Linked DNA regions of Mus musculus: all the other regions are linked to region 3. The links are chromatin contacts, found by POLR2A ChIA-PET in ENCODE. All regions are on one chromosome and are shown on one strand. Each heading gives the region's core, a stretch centred on a gene start or an enhancer-like site at or near the end of the contact. The rest is flanking DNA. Distances are from core to core; before and after follow the strand shown. Region 1 has its middle 19 kb from the start of Keap1. Region 2 holds the start of Dnmt1 (DNA methyltransferase (cytosine-5) 1). Region 3 holds the start of Raver1 (ribonucleoprotein, PTB-binding 1). Region 4 holds the start of Angptl6 (angiopoietin-like 6). Region 5 holds the start of Eif3g (eukaryotic translation initiation factor 3, subunit G).

Evidence for each region. ChIA-PET counts read pairs that join two places held with the same protein, here RNA polymerase II (POLR2A).
Region 1: POLR2A ChIA-PET joins it to region 3 with 15 read pairs in embryonic stem cell. The contact joins the enhancer-like site here to the promoter of Raver1 in region 3. POLR2A ChIA-PET finds 5 or more read pairs at or near these places in 3 of 5 experiments (Patski and embryonic stem cell).
Region 2: POLR2A ChIA-PET joins it to region 3 with 28 read pairs in embryonic stem cell. The contact joins the promoter of Dnmt1 here to the promoter of Raver1 in region 3. POLR2A ChIA-PET finds 5 or more read pairs at or near these places in 4 of 5 experiments (Patski and embryonic stem cell).
Region 4: POLR2A ChIA-PET joins it to region 3 with 36 read pairs in embryonic stem cell. The contact joins the promoter of Angptl6 here to the promoter of Raver1 in region 3. POLR2A ChIA-PET finds 5 or more read pairs at or near these places in 4 of 5 experiments (Patski and embryonic stem cell).
Region 5: POLR2A ChIA-PET joins it to region 3 with 20 read pairs in embryonic stem cell. The contact joins the promoter of Eif3g here to the promoter of Raver1 in region 3. POLR2A ChIA-PET finds 5 or more read pairs at or near these places in 4 of 5 experiments (Patski and embryonic stem cell).

Annotation. Positions count from the first base shown.
Region 1 is chr9:21,219,404-21,222,103 of GRCm38, forward strand. No RefSeq gene overlaps it. Among named protein-coding and RNA genes, the nearest start is that of Keap1, 19 kb to the right of the region's middle. Within about 2 kb of position 1,273, at least 1 of the 3 ENCODE cell types and tissues checked has a DNase peak (open chromatin) inside an H3K27ac peak, as active enhancers do.
Region 2 is chr9:20,951,678-20,954,377 of GRCm38, forward strand. Dnmt1 (DNA methyltransferase (cytosine-5) 1) reads right to left here and starts at 1,302. Exons shown (of 39, transcript NM_001199431.1): 1 at 1,031-1,302. The coding sequence starts at 1,110.
Region 3 is chr9:21,090,635-21,093,334 of GRCm38, forward strand. It overlaps Raver1 (ribonucleoprotein, PTB-binding 1), which reads right to left and starts at 1,365. Exons shown (of 13, transcript NM_027911.4): 1 at 1,125-1,365. The coding sequence starts at 1,343. It overlaps Gm38431 (predicted gene, 38431), which reads right to left and starts at 1,374. Exons shown (of 17, transcript NR_038081.2): 1 at 1,125-1,374.
Region 4 is chr9:20,878,265-20,880,964 of GRCm38, forward strand. It overlaps Angptl6 (angiopoietin-like 6), which reads right to left and starts at 1,446. Exons shown (of 6, transcript NM_145154.2): 1 at 1,339-1,446; 2 at 1-339. The coding sequence starts at 330.
Region 5 is chr9:20,897,190-20,899,889 of GRCm38, forward strand. It overlaps Eif3g (eukaryotic translation initiation factor 3, subunit G), which reads right to left and starts at 1,401. Exons shown (of 11, transcript NM_016876.3): 1 at 1,355-1,401; 2 at 1,189-1,235; 3 at 895-978; 4 at 699-787; 5 at 518-577. The coding sequence starts at 1,374.

The DNA.
Region 1 (2,700 bases), core at 23-2,522, 130 kb after region 3:
TTCTTCCTACAAAGAATGAATATTTGAGGTGACAAATATAATTATTTATTTATTTATTTATTTTTAAATAAAGATTTATTTATAGGGCTGGAGAGATGGCTCAGTGGTTAAGAGCACTGACTGCTCTTCCAGAGGTCCTGAGTTCAATTCCCAGCAACCACATGGTGGCTCACAACCATCTGTCATGGGATCTGATGCCTTCTTCTGGTGTGTCTGAAGACAGAGACAGTGTACTCATATACATTAAACCTTATAAAATGCCTACTGAGATTTTAATTTGGGGTTGATTTTATTTTTAAAACATTTATGCCGGGCGTGGTGGTGCATGCCTTTAATCCCAGCACTTGGGAGGCAGAGGCAGGTGGATTTCTGAGTTCGAGGCCAGCCTGGTCTACAGAGTGAGTTCCAGGACAGCCAGGGCTATACAGAGAAACCCTGTCTCGAAAAAAACAACAATAAAAAATTTTTATTTCTATTTTTATGTGTGTGTGTGTGTGTGTGTGTGTGTGTGTGTGTGTGTGTGTGTGTAATGGGTATCTGTAAGTGCAGTGCCCAAGAAGGCCAGAAGGGGCGCTCAGATTCTCTGGAACTAGAGTTGCAGATGATTTAAAGTCACCACGTGGTTGCTGAATCCTCTGGAAGAGCAGCCAGGGCTCAGAACAGCATCACCATCTCTCTGACAGACTAACAAGAGAGACAGACAGATACCCAGTAAGTCAGATGGAGTTTCCTGTGGGGGTTGATTAAGCAAGATCTCTCCCAGGTGTGGCAGCACACACCTTTAGTCCCAACACTAGGAAGACAGAGGCAGGTAGATTGTAAGTTCAAAGCCAGCCTTATCTATGTAGAAAGACCCTGTATCAAAAAGGCTTAAATAATAGAGTCACACGTAGCTCCGGCCATTCGGGAGCTTATATGTACGACGATACCCTTGAACTCATCATGAGTCTCCTGTTAAACTTCCTAAAGGCTTATTCCACCACACAGGCTTATCCAAAGCTTAAATCTAAACTAGTTAATGTATCTACTCAGTTTCCCTTGCTGACAAATACAATAGCACTATTCCTGTGCAGACTACACGCTGGACATAGTGTGTTTTACTACATTACTACCAACAATCTGTATTACCAGTCAAATAGGTATTTGTCCCAAGTCAGGTAAGGAGCCAGAACTGGGAGCACAAGCCCTCTCGCGCCCCCTTCTGGGCTCCTGCGGAACTACATGTACATCAGGAAGCGGCGCAGGTGCAGACCATCCGAGAGGCGGAGCTAGGGCGGGAGGCTATTCCAAGCTATTATTGGCTAAGGTCGCTGTCAGTTCTGAAGAAAATAGCCAATGAGGGTTGCGGCCGCTCGACTTCTGATCTGCAGGCTGGGTTCTACTGCCTGTAGTCCTCCTAATGACCTTGCTTTCAATTTGATTTGAACAGGATCCTAAGGTCCTTTTTCTTAGAGTATCCTGGCCCTCGCGTCAATCCTACCTTAGGGTAGTACCTAGTTTATCCTTTTATTTTTGAGACAGAGTTTCATGTAGCACAGGCTGGCCATGAACTCTTATGTCACTGAGCTTGGCCTTTCACTCCTAATTGGCTCCTCCCGCTTCCACCTCCTAACTGTCGGGATGACAGACACACACCACCACCCAACCCTGTGATATTTATCCTGAATGATCTCAGGTCGCTTTCCACTTCCTTAAAGGAAGCCTAATCAGTCACGGCCGCTGGACCCTAACTGTAGAACAACAACTGTTGTTTCTGCTCAAAGCCCTGGGCTCTGTCCGGAGCACTGCGATCTGCCCCACCCCAGCACTCTGGAGGGAAGGCAGATAACTAGGGTTTCAAGCTCACCCTCTTCTTGCAGAATAGTGATTTAGAGGCCAGGAGCTCACAGGAAGGAGGGCAAATTAGCTGATAAGGGAACTTAGCATGTCCCATGTGACATACCTCATGTGACACTGCTTACAGAATTGGGCTGATATTTCTTCTAAAATAGCCACAGAGAGAATCCAATGCACTCAGCATGCATATATATTTTTAAGTTTTTTTTTTAGGTTTGTTTTATCTATTTTTTGTGTGTGCATGAGTGTTTTGCCTGCTTCTACATCTGTGCACCACATATGTGTCTGGTGTTTAAGGAAGTGGTGAACCTCCGTATGAGCTACACATTGAACCTGGGTACTTTAGCAAGCAGAACAAGTGCTCTTAACCAGTTGAGCCAAGTCTCCAGCCCCAAGTTTTTACATTTTTATTTTACTCCTGTGGTATTTTGGCTGCATGTATATACGTGTACCACAAGACGCAGTACCAGAAGAGATCAGAAGAGGGAGATAGATGCTTAGAACTAGAGTTACAAACATCTGTGAGCCGCCCTGTGGATGCCGGCAATCAACCCCCAGTCTGTGAGAACAGCCTAAAGCTCTTAACAGTTGCACAGCCCTTGCAACCCCAGGGTATTTGGGGAGACGCCCCAGCTGTAGACAGGGACTGCCCAGATGTAAGGATGAAATTCCAGCACACGGAATAGCTGATGGCTGGTCTCCAAGGGGCCACACTCTAGCAATAATTTTCTAGAAAATCTAGCCAGTTCCATGCAACTCCATGTATTTGCTCTTGGGATGTGTGTGTGTGTGTGTGTTTTCAAGAGTTCAAAGTTAGATGTGAGTGAGGCTTCTCTTGTTTGTGGTGTTAGATGTCAGCACTAA
Region 2 (2,700 bases), core at 52-2,551, 140 kb before region 3:
CTGGAACAGGAAGCGGGATCCAGTGTTCCCGCCAATCCTTGCACACAGCCGTCCTCATGGAGGCGTGGAAGGTACTAGTGGAGGGCCCATTACCCAGGTCTTCCTTGATTGCTTGGGGAGGGGGGGGGGAGAGGGGGGATTCATATGCACTGAAATGGGGGACTTTACCTGCCATCCCTCACTCCTCGAAATAAACACTGGACAATGTAAAAAGCTTCCTCGATGGCGCCAGGACCGAAAGAACTGGTTTACAGGGGCTAAAATAATAGGGCGGGGGCCGAGACATCTCACTACCATTCATCTTTCCTTCCCCCTGATAAACACTTTGAATGGAGTTAAAGGTTTCCTCGATTGCTCTGGGATCTCGGGACAGAGTTATGTCACTGCCAAAGTGGAGGGCCCATTCTGCAGCACCAGCTCTTTCCAGGCAGAGTCTCTTTGATAGCTCCAGGATCGCAGGAGCTCCTTTACGTTAGGATGAAAACAAAACAAAATCCCACGAGGGCTTCAAGCTGCCCAGGCCCGGCCCGGCAGGATGAGAGAGAAAAGGTCCTAGGACTTGACAGCGGGGCTGGGAAGGAGGGCCCTTCTGAACCAGGGCCAGGGGAACCGGCGGAGGGACCCTCGGGTGGGCGCGGCGGGATCTGCAGGGCACCGGAAGTGGAGGCTGGAGCGGAGTGGGGGCTTCAGGGTGTCCACAGGCCGGGAGAGGGGCACTTCCTGCACACCCAGGAGCCTGGCTGACCAAAGAGGGGAACCCCTGAGGGTGTCCCCAAGCTTGTTCTATTTCAGAGGGCTGATCCCCTTGCTCCCTCAAGCTCCCAGTCAATGGGCTTGCCAGCACCCCGGCCCCCACCCATTTTGGCGCCAACAGCTAAGGGCACGCGCGACAGGAAGCACAGCCCGCGCCAAACGCTGCCCCGCGCATGCGCGCCCTGGCTGTCAGCGGCCGCAGGGCCACCCGGAGATACCCCCAATATATGCCTCGGCATCGGTCCCGCCCCTCACCCCCACCCTGCGTGGCACCTACCGCCTGCGGACATGGTCCGGGAGCGAGCCTGCCGGGGAGGCAAGCGCAGGCACTCGGGCTGGAGCTGTTCGCGCTGGCATCTTGCAGGTTGCAGACGACAGAACAGCTCTGAACGAGACCCCGGCTTTTTCGCGCGCGCGGAAACCAATTGGGAGGGGGCGGCGCAAGCGGAAGCAGCATGTACCACACAGGGCAAGAGAGTGGGGGAAGACCATGCTATGCCCGAAGGGAGTGCGCATGCGCGCAACGGAGGCACCCACACCTCCTGGCTATAGTGGGCTCGTCCGTGCTGCGACTGGCGCCACCCACCTCCCCCTTGCCTGAAGAGGTGGCTCGGCACTTGAGAGCAGGTAGTGCTGCTCTTGCAGAGGATGACTCTGGTTTGCTTGCCAGCACCCGCATCCAGCCGCTCCAAGCCCCTGTAATTCCACTTCCAGGGGGTCCTACAGCCTCTTCTGGCCTCTATGGGCATTGCACTCACATGCACAAACACAACTTTAAAAAAAAAAAAATCTTTTGAGTCTGGCAGAGGCTGTGGCATGCATGCATTTGATTCCAGCACTCAGAATGCAAAAGCCAGAGGATCTCTGTGTATTGAGCCTGGTCTAAAAACAAAATCTTCTTGAAAAAGGAAAAAGGTAGGCGGTGGTGGCGCATGCCTGCAGTCCCTTACACTAAGGAGGCAGAGGCAGGCAGATCTCAGTTTGAGGTCAGCCAAGTCTATACAGTGGAGTTCTAGGACAGCCAGAGCCACACAGAGAAAGCCAGTCTCAAAACAAAACAAACAAAAGTGGGCTTGTCTGCGCAGTGGCTAGCTTCCTCCCTGGAGAGCACCCACCCACATCCAGCCACTCGAAGCCCTGTAACTCCACTTCCAGGGGAAGGCCGCTGTGGACACTGCTCTTAAATGCACCAACAATTTTTTAACCCAAGATAGGCTTGACTTTACTATCTATACAATAGATAATATGGTTGATCTTAAAGTTCAGACCTCCTGCCTCTCTCTGGTCTTGAGTGATGGATTTATGGGTATGCCCCACTGTAACTACCATCTTCACTGGAAGATGAAATGTGTGGTTCTGTAGTGTCTAACTATATGTCCATGATCCATATTTCTGGAACTTACATCTTCAGAAGGAGAAACTATAGGCATAACTCTATCCCCCTCCCCTTCTGCTCATCTTTTGTTACCATTTTGGTAAGAAATACATGAACCCTTAAACAAAAGGCCTCCCGTCTAACCCCATCTTCACCCCCTTGTCCTCTAAAACGACCATGAGCACACCATCTGGACTCTTCCTCAGTGGCTTCATCTATCAGAGCTGAAATCACCTCCTTAAAAAGATAATTCAGAAGTGAACTGGACCAATATACCAATGAAGTAGTATAGTGGTAAGGCCAGGAACCACTTCTGCCATCTGGGTTTAATAAAAAAAAAAAAAGCAGATCGCAGAGAAATGATATTTTCTATTTACCTTCCACATGGTATGGAAGGATTTAGAATATACAGTTCAACAGCAGAATATTAACCTCACAGCAGAAGCCTTGGGAGTCATCCCTAGCACCAGATGAATAAAAGAATGACCGAGGACCAGAAAGACAGCTGAGAGAACTGAGCCAGAAGTAGTCTCCCTCTGACCATGTGTGTAAGTTGACATCACATACCCACG
Region 3 (2,700 bases), core at 115-2,614:
GGGGGCATGCTACCCAGGGGTACCTGGCCAGGGCTGTCATGACAACAGGGGGCATGCTACCTGACCAGGGACCCCACTCACTTATCTGACCCTACACTGTGTGGGTGCAGGGGCCACCCAAACTCCCTCATGTTGACAGGGCTGCTGTTTTGAATGCTGGCTTCCAGGGCAAGTTGCCTGGCTTCCTTGCACCAAATGACCTGTGTATGAGCCCAAGGAGATAGGGCTGGCAGTTCCAGATATGCAGGACACCATGCACACAAGTGTCTATTCCTTGTCTGGTCCTTTATTGTGTTCCCCAACACCTCTGCAGCTTCACTAGCCATGTGCCTATAGAGCAGGGGGTACTAGGGTGAGCCAGTGAGCAGACAATTTAGCAGCAATCAGAAAGGGCCTATCCCACCACCACCGGGCAGGGCAACAGAGATACCACTTTCTTGGGTCCAAAGAGCATTGCACACCCTGCTCTACATGGGTTCCCAATAGAAGGGCAGTCCCGGCAGACAAGATTAGCCACAGGGAAGTGCCACAGAATACAACCCCCGCCCCCCACCGCGGCATGTTCATGTCGAAAGGAGACTTCATTTTCCCAAATCAATTCTAGTAGGCATTGAGGGATGCAGCTCCAACTTCCGGGTCTACCTCTAAAAGGTGTCGATTATGCTTGATAAGAAAAGCCATGCTCTTAATTCTGAAACTTCCAGATTTGAGCTCCTGTCACCCGAAGGCAGAGGAGGGAAACAACCCTCTGAATATGCATGGGTCAGTTGGAATCTATTTCAATCAATCTATTCACAGTCTCCCGTACATATTTCAGCAGGGCCACAGCTGCCTGCCCCTTCCAACTACCTGCAACCTTCAACCACTTGGCCTCTCCCAAGTCCGATGGTCGCCCCTAGCAACGTCGACCAGCACTTTAAAGTGTTTTCTTTTTTTTCTTTTTCCTAACCATGCCCTTTCCACTTCGTTCTTAATGTTTCACGACCCTGGGAGAGGATATGACACTGGGGAGAGCCCCCACTCACAGCAGCGTTGGTACCGCCCGGTTTCCACCCCCCCGCCCGCGTGCGCGCGCACGCGCACCGTGGTGTTTCCCGCCACGCTCTCACCCCCACCCCCCATACCTGGTTGGTCACGTCCCCCGGGAGGCCTCGGATCAGTATCTTGCGGCGGTTACGGAACTGGCGCTCAGTGTGTTCCAGGCGTTTCCGGATCTCTTCCGGATCGAGCGGCGGCAACTCTTGTTCGGGCGCCCGGCGATCGACGGTCTCGGGAGTTTCCGCTTCGGCCTCCGCCTCTGGGCTCAGCGGCGGCCGGTGAGTAACGGACACGTCGGCCGCCATCTTGGGAAACCCGGCGCCTTCTGGGACCAGCGAGCTCAGGGCGGAGCGACATAGAGCGGCAAGGAGGTCGCGTGTAGTGATTGGTTGGTGGAAGCCCCGCCTCTCTCCCGGCCCCTTTCAGCGTATTGGCTAGAACCAGCCCCGCGAGCGTTGCCCCCTTCCCCTGACTCTGGGCCATTGAATAAAAGGGCGGAGCTGCAACATGGAGCCGCCTTACAAGGCAGGATTGAGAATAGGCAGGCGTGAATCCCTAACACCGCCTTAAGAGTTGGTCAGGTGCACACACCTGTAATCTAAGCCCTTTAGAGGGGAAGGCAGATCTTATGATGTCATCCACAGTTACAACGGAAATCAAATTCATGAGGATCCTGTCTCAAAAGAGAAAATGAAACGACAGACAAAAATTAGGTGTACTGATGTACGCATGCAATTCCAGCACTTTAGAAATGGAAGCTGCCAGGCAGTGATGGCGCACGCCTTAAATCCCAGCACTTGGGAGGCAGAAGTAGGTGGATTTCTGAGTTCGAGGCCAGCCTGGTCTACAGAGTGAGTTCCAGGACAGCCAGGGCTACACAGAGACATCCTGTCTCGAAAAACCAAAATGGAAGCTGCAGGACTTGAAGTTCAAAGTCATTCCCTACTATACAACTCAAGTTTGAGATAAACCTGATTCAAAAAAGAAAAACAAACAACCAAATAACAACGACAAATGCTGGCATTATTTTCAGCACTCTGAAGGCCTAAGCAGCCTGGTCTACATAGTAAGTCAGGGTTTCAAAAAACAAAGAAAAAAAGGACTAACTGCTAAGCATGGCAACCCCTGAGTTTCATTTCCAGCAGACTTGGTAGGGGTAGTAGAGATAGACAGCACAGGAAGCAAAAAGTTAAACAGGAGCTGGGGAAGGAACTGGCAAAAGACACAAGGAAGAAAAGATCAGCAGTTTATAATGACAGACATGGATCTCTCTAGCACCAGAAAACTACTTTCAGGAGTCTATGGGCAAGTGCTAATGTGTGTGTGTGTTTGTCTTTCATGACAGGGTTTCTCTGTGGCTGTCCTGGAATAACTTACTCTGTAGACTAGGCTGGCCTTGAACTCACAGAGATCCACCTGCCTCTGCCTCCAGAGAGCTGGGATTAAAGGTGTGCACTATCATGCTGAAAGTTTTATTTTAAAGATTTATTTTTATATTTTTTAATGTGAGTACATTTAATGTGTGTCACTCTCTTCAGACACACCAGAAGACGGCATCGGATCTCATTACAGATGGTTGGGAGCCACCATGTGGTTGCTGGGAATTGAACTCAGGACCTCTGGAAGAGCAGTCAGTGCTCTTAACCACTGAGCCATCTCTCC
Region 4 (2,700 bases), core at 196-2,695, 210 kb before region 3:
CGCCTCCTGCTGCAATTGCGCGCGCAGCTGGCCCAGGCGCGTGTTCAGGGTGAGACTGTGCTCGCGCAGTGCGCGCACCTCGTCCGCGAGCGCACCACCCTCCGCCGCACGCCTTTGCAGCGCGCGCAGCAGCTCCTCGTGGCGACCCAGGCGCATGCGCAGCGTGGCCAGTTCGCTGTCTTGGGTGGCTTCTGAGCTCCTGCAGACGGCGCTAGTTGCCTTCTGCGGGGACAAAACTAGGGTGACGCGGCAACGCGCGGCACCTCCGAGCGCCCTCCAAGCGCCCAGCAGAAGCAGCAGTTGCAGCTTGCGTAGCCTGGCGGTCCCCATGGCCGTCACCTGCAGTGAAGAGGAAAGAGACTACTGTTTTAGCCTAGACGGGTCCCAAAGCTCCAAGGTAGCCAAGGAGAGCTAAAGTATTGATCCCTGGGCGTCACTTCCTACGGTTGTACTCCACAACAGAGCTGGGCTGCAGCTCGCAGCGCAGATTGTCCGTTTACCACAGTTCATACAACAACCAGAATCATTTTACACCCCAAATCCCTCTCCATCCTCGGTTCCGGACACTTGGACCTGGTCACCTCTCCCCTCAGAACCTTCGGTGGCCCCCACTTAAAGAGAAAACTTCCATTTTGCGTGGGGGGCGGGGCGTGCAGGGGATGGAACATCCATCACTCATGCTGGGCCCCTCTTTTCTAATTTGAGACATGGTGTCACTAGTAGCCCAGTCTGTTACCGAACTAGGTTAGGATGCTACTGCCTGGGCCTCTTCATCCCTAGATGGCTTGTGTGTGCCACCATACCAGGTTAATATTCGTGACTCCCCACTCCTGCCCTGCAGAATTCACACCCAGGGCCCTATGCCACCACTCCCAGGCACTCGGGCACACACTTGGACCTGCTCAGAAGAAACCACAAGTGCAAAGGTCCTGGAATTGGATCTCATTTCAGATGTGCTGAAAAGAAGACATAGCAAAGAGGCCTGTGGGGTGGCATAGAAGGGAAGTGAGAGAGCCGTGGAAACTTCTGAGCTAGAGGCAAGGTACATCAACTACAGTGGCTGCTCATCAGGCGTCAGCTCCCAAGCACTGGGCAGTCTTGGGCACATGTGGCCGCCTTCGTTGGCAAGCTTGGAGTAAATGAGAGACCTGGGAGCCTCCCTGTGCCCCCCCACACACAACGTATACACACACACACACACATACACATACATACATACGCACATACATATACATGCACATACATAGACAACATACATACACACCCGTACACACACAATCAAGACCAGATGCACTCTACAAACAGCATCTACCTACATCCACTCCTACCCACTCTCACCTCTCACAGCCCAGACGCTGGCTCCAGTGAGGTTTGCGGCAATTCCACAAAATCTGAGGAAGGCCTGAAGGACCAGGACGAAGGACCGGGAGTCCTTCTGGGTGAGTATCTGGGTGCAGGAGACTGAAAAGACAGAAGCCGAGAGAAGACTTGGAAACCACCCATCCCCCAGAGCATGGATGGAGCCTGGGAGCACAGCAAGTGTAAATATTTAGTATTTCCAGTGTGAGAACCCTGGGCAGAATAGCCAGATCCCCTTGCCCAGGCCTCCGGAGCATGATAACAGAGGCCACTGCCCTACGAGTCTCTTCCTTTCTCTCAGGCTCACAGAGCATGGGAGGCCCTAGGCCCTGGTAGACTTGTGGGCTCCAGACTCAGACAACCATGACAATGATGATGTATCAGTGAGTACCCTGATGCCTGGCGCTGGGGACACCCTTAAAGGGGTAAAACTTTCTCATTTAACCCCAGCAGCCAGTAGAGGTGTGAGCCCCTGCCTAGAATCCCCCAGTGAGGGGCTGGGGGTGTAGCTCAGTAGTAGGACACTTACAAAGTCCTTGGTACCCAATATTGCCAGAAGAAACAAAACCTTAGGATGTGGTAGCACAGACTTAATCACAGTACCTGGGAGGCAGCAGCAGTTGGAGCTCTGTGAGTTCCAAGCCAGCCAGTGAGCCCCTGTCTTAAAAGGGAGTGGGAGTGGGTGTTAGATCGGAACTGATGAAGGCAACATGGAAATAAAAGCCAGCATCAGCTCAACAGAGCAGGCAGTCCTTTACTAGAGAAATGGAGATTGTACGAGGGGCAGGGGGCTTGGAATGTTAGAGGACACAAAAGGGAACATTGCGGAGGAAGATTTTATCTGAGGGTTGTTTTATGTTGACTTATTAGTCGTTAGTCTTCTCCTGGCTCCTGCCTGCAGATGCTCTCATTACTATGTTGGCTTTCTTGTCAGACAAGATGTTTCTGTCCATATGCTACCCAGCAAGTTTTGGAGCTGTCCGAGGCTCTTTGCTTTAGATCCTTGTCTTAGTCATGGTTCTTCTGCTGTGAAGAGACACCATGACCAACTTATACAAGAAAGCATTTAATTGGGGGCCTGGTTACAGTTTCAGAGGGTGAGTCTATAACCATTATGACAGGGAGCATGGCAGCAGACAGACAGATAGACAAACATGATCCTGGAGCAGTAGCTGAGAGCTTGCATGCTACACATAAGCAGGAAGCAGAGGAGTGACCTTTTTGTTTGGCTTCAGACCCTGGGACAGGGGACAGTGTGTGTGTGTGCACACACACACGCGAGCATGCACATGTTTTGCATACCAAAGCAGACCTGGCTTCTTTTTTTTTCTTTCTTTCTTT
Region 5 (2,700 bases), core at 151-2,650, 190 kb before region 3:
TTCAGAACAGCTAGGGCTACACAGAGAAACCCTGTCTGGAAAAACAAACTACAAACAATAAAACCCAAGAGGGCTGGGTATGTCTCAGTACAGTGTCTGTCACACAAGTGTCCGTCAGACTCTGACCCCGAGCACCCACAGTCAAACACTGTGCACAGAGGCAAACTTGCATTCCCGGTGCAGGCCAGACAGGAAGTGGGGACAGCAGGGTCCCTGGGGCTGTTAGTGCCCAGCAAGCCTAGTCTAGTTCCTAATACCGAGAGACCAGCTCAAACCAAAAGTATGCTGTGCCATGTGCTGGGGGGGATGATGCTGCGCACATCCGCACACAAAAGGAGAACAATAAAAAAACAAAAGTAAATGAATAAATAAAGCATCTAACTTCATCTACTCCTGGGCCCTAACCTTTCAAGGCCTAACACTAAACGTTTACTCCACATCAACAAAAAGGGGCTTCCCAACTCCTCAGGATCAGCCCCAGAGAACACCCTACCCCCCAAATGAGGTAGAATCTCACCTTCCTCCTTGCCACAGCCTTTGATGCCTTCCGGGTCTCAATCCTGAAGGTTCTGACAATCTGAAGATGAATAAGAGAGGAGTGCTTCCAGAGCCTCAGGCCCTGTCTCAGCCACTGACACCCCTCCACCTGAACCCCTGAACACAAAGGCACTGGCCCTATGTGTCCACTTCGACCTCACCTTGAATTTCTTCCCATCTTCCTCTATCTTGTACTCAGTCACTGTCTTTATGTTCCCATTGATGACTTCCTTGGGAGGTGGCAGCGGGTCTGGAGGAAGATGACAGAAACTGATTCCCGGGTAATGGGGACTGGCTGGAAAGTAGGCTTGAGAGTCGGAAGGGAAGAGGAAGCAGGCAGGGATGGACACTGCTCACCTCCGGGCAGTAACTCGGGCTCTGGACTGGTGTCCCCGGTGGGCAGAGGGATTCCTTTCAGGAGCTCGCTGGTGACACATTTGTCTGCCAGAGGGAATTCGGGGAGGAAGGTAGAGTGAGCCACGGGACGGGAACTTTCAAGTCAGAGAGAGAGTGTGTGTGTGTGTGTGTTGTGTGTTTGCGGGTTGCACCGGGGGCACAGCGCAGGGCGAGGGTGGGGCTGGCCACGCGCGGCCCTAGCCGGAGCGTGGGCCCCGGGAACAGGCAGCGGGCGCGGCCACGCTCGGCACTCACCGTCCTCTCCCTCCTCCTCCACCTGGTCGGCCCAGCTGGGCTTCGAGCTGCGGGGACAGGAGATTGGTGAGCGGGTCCCGGCCCCCCGCGCCGCCCAGACCCCCACGCACCCCAGAGCAGCCCCCACGCGGCCTCCCCGGCGACCCCATCGCCACCCCACGCATACTCAAAGTCGCCAGTCGGCATCTCGAAGTCTTAACTCCACGCAGCTCCCAGCCCGGGTAAAGACAGGAAGCCGGAGTAGAAGAGGCTTCCGGTGCCGCGGCCGCAGCCTAGAGCGGCCAGACCGCGGTGAGCACAGCGCCTCCCTGCGGACAAAGGTGGACACGCGGCTCTCGCGCACCGCAAAGCGCTGAGATCCAACCTGGAAAAGGGGTCCAAAAAAAAGCTTCAAAGAACTTTTTAAACTTTTTTTTTCCCCCTTTGGGTAATGGGGCTAGACGTGAGTGTCTCACTCTATAGATAGGATAGCCTCACAATCCTGTCTCAACTCCAAAAGGCTGAAAGTACAGGCTCACGAGCAGTATTCCCAGGGTGGCCTTGAATTCATAGCTGTCTTTCCACCTTACTCTCGTCCGTGCTGGGAATATGAACATGAAATCGCCACACCCGGAACTGATTCGTTCTCTCCCTCTTCCCGGAGAATTAGTTTTCAGCCATCAGTAATCGCAGTGCTGGAGGTGGAAGCTGGAAAATTATGAGTTAAAGGCCATTTTCAGCTACCTCGTGGATTCCAGACTAGCCTGCGCTCCATGCGACTCTGTCTCCAAAACTAAAGGTGTCTTGCTTTGTTCCCCAGGCTTGCCCCTGAACTCCTAAACGCAAGGAATTCACAAATAGCTGGGGCTATAATTGTGTGCCAACAAGCTTGGCTGAAAAGCACGTGTATCAAGAATGCCCTCGCCCCACATCGTTTAGAGGATACCAGGATTCTGGTTTGTTGAAGAAGAAACAGACTCAGACCAAACCCTTTTGTCCTGTGCTAAGACGTCCTTTCTTTGAATAAGAGGCCACCTGGTCTCCTGTGCCTCCTTTGCTGTGTAGCATGCTAGGGTTTATCCTACAACCTTGTTGTGCGTTTGTATTATTTGAAGACAGCATGCTTGTGCATACATAGCACACATGGAGGTCAGGGGACACTTTGCAGACAGTCTCTCCTTCCACTATGTGGGTCTTGGGATTGATCTCAGGCCTTCAGGCTTGGCAGCCAGCCTCCTGCTGTGGTCCAGGAGTCCCCTCACAGACCACACGAGCCCCAGTCTCAGTCAGAGAGAGGCACTTTATTGAGCATACATGTCAGGACTGGTTAACCAGGGCCACAGTCCAGATTCAGGACCTGAACTGTGACCCTGACTTAAGATCCTGCAGGGTTTTTAAGCCTCAAATCCACAAACATCTGGGCCAAGTCACATCACCAATCAGGATTCAGAAATGGGGGGTTTACCTGGGAACATGGTTTTGCCTTACACGTATCCTGCTCCCATTGGTTGGGTATTCAACGGTGGCAAGAGA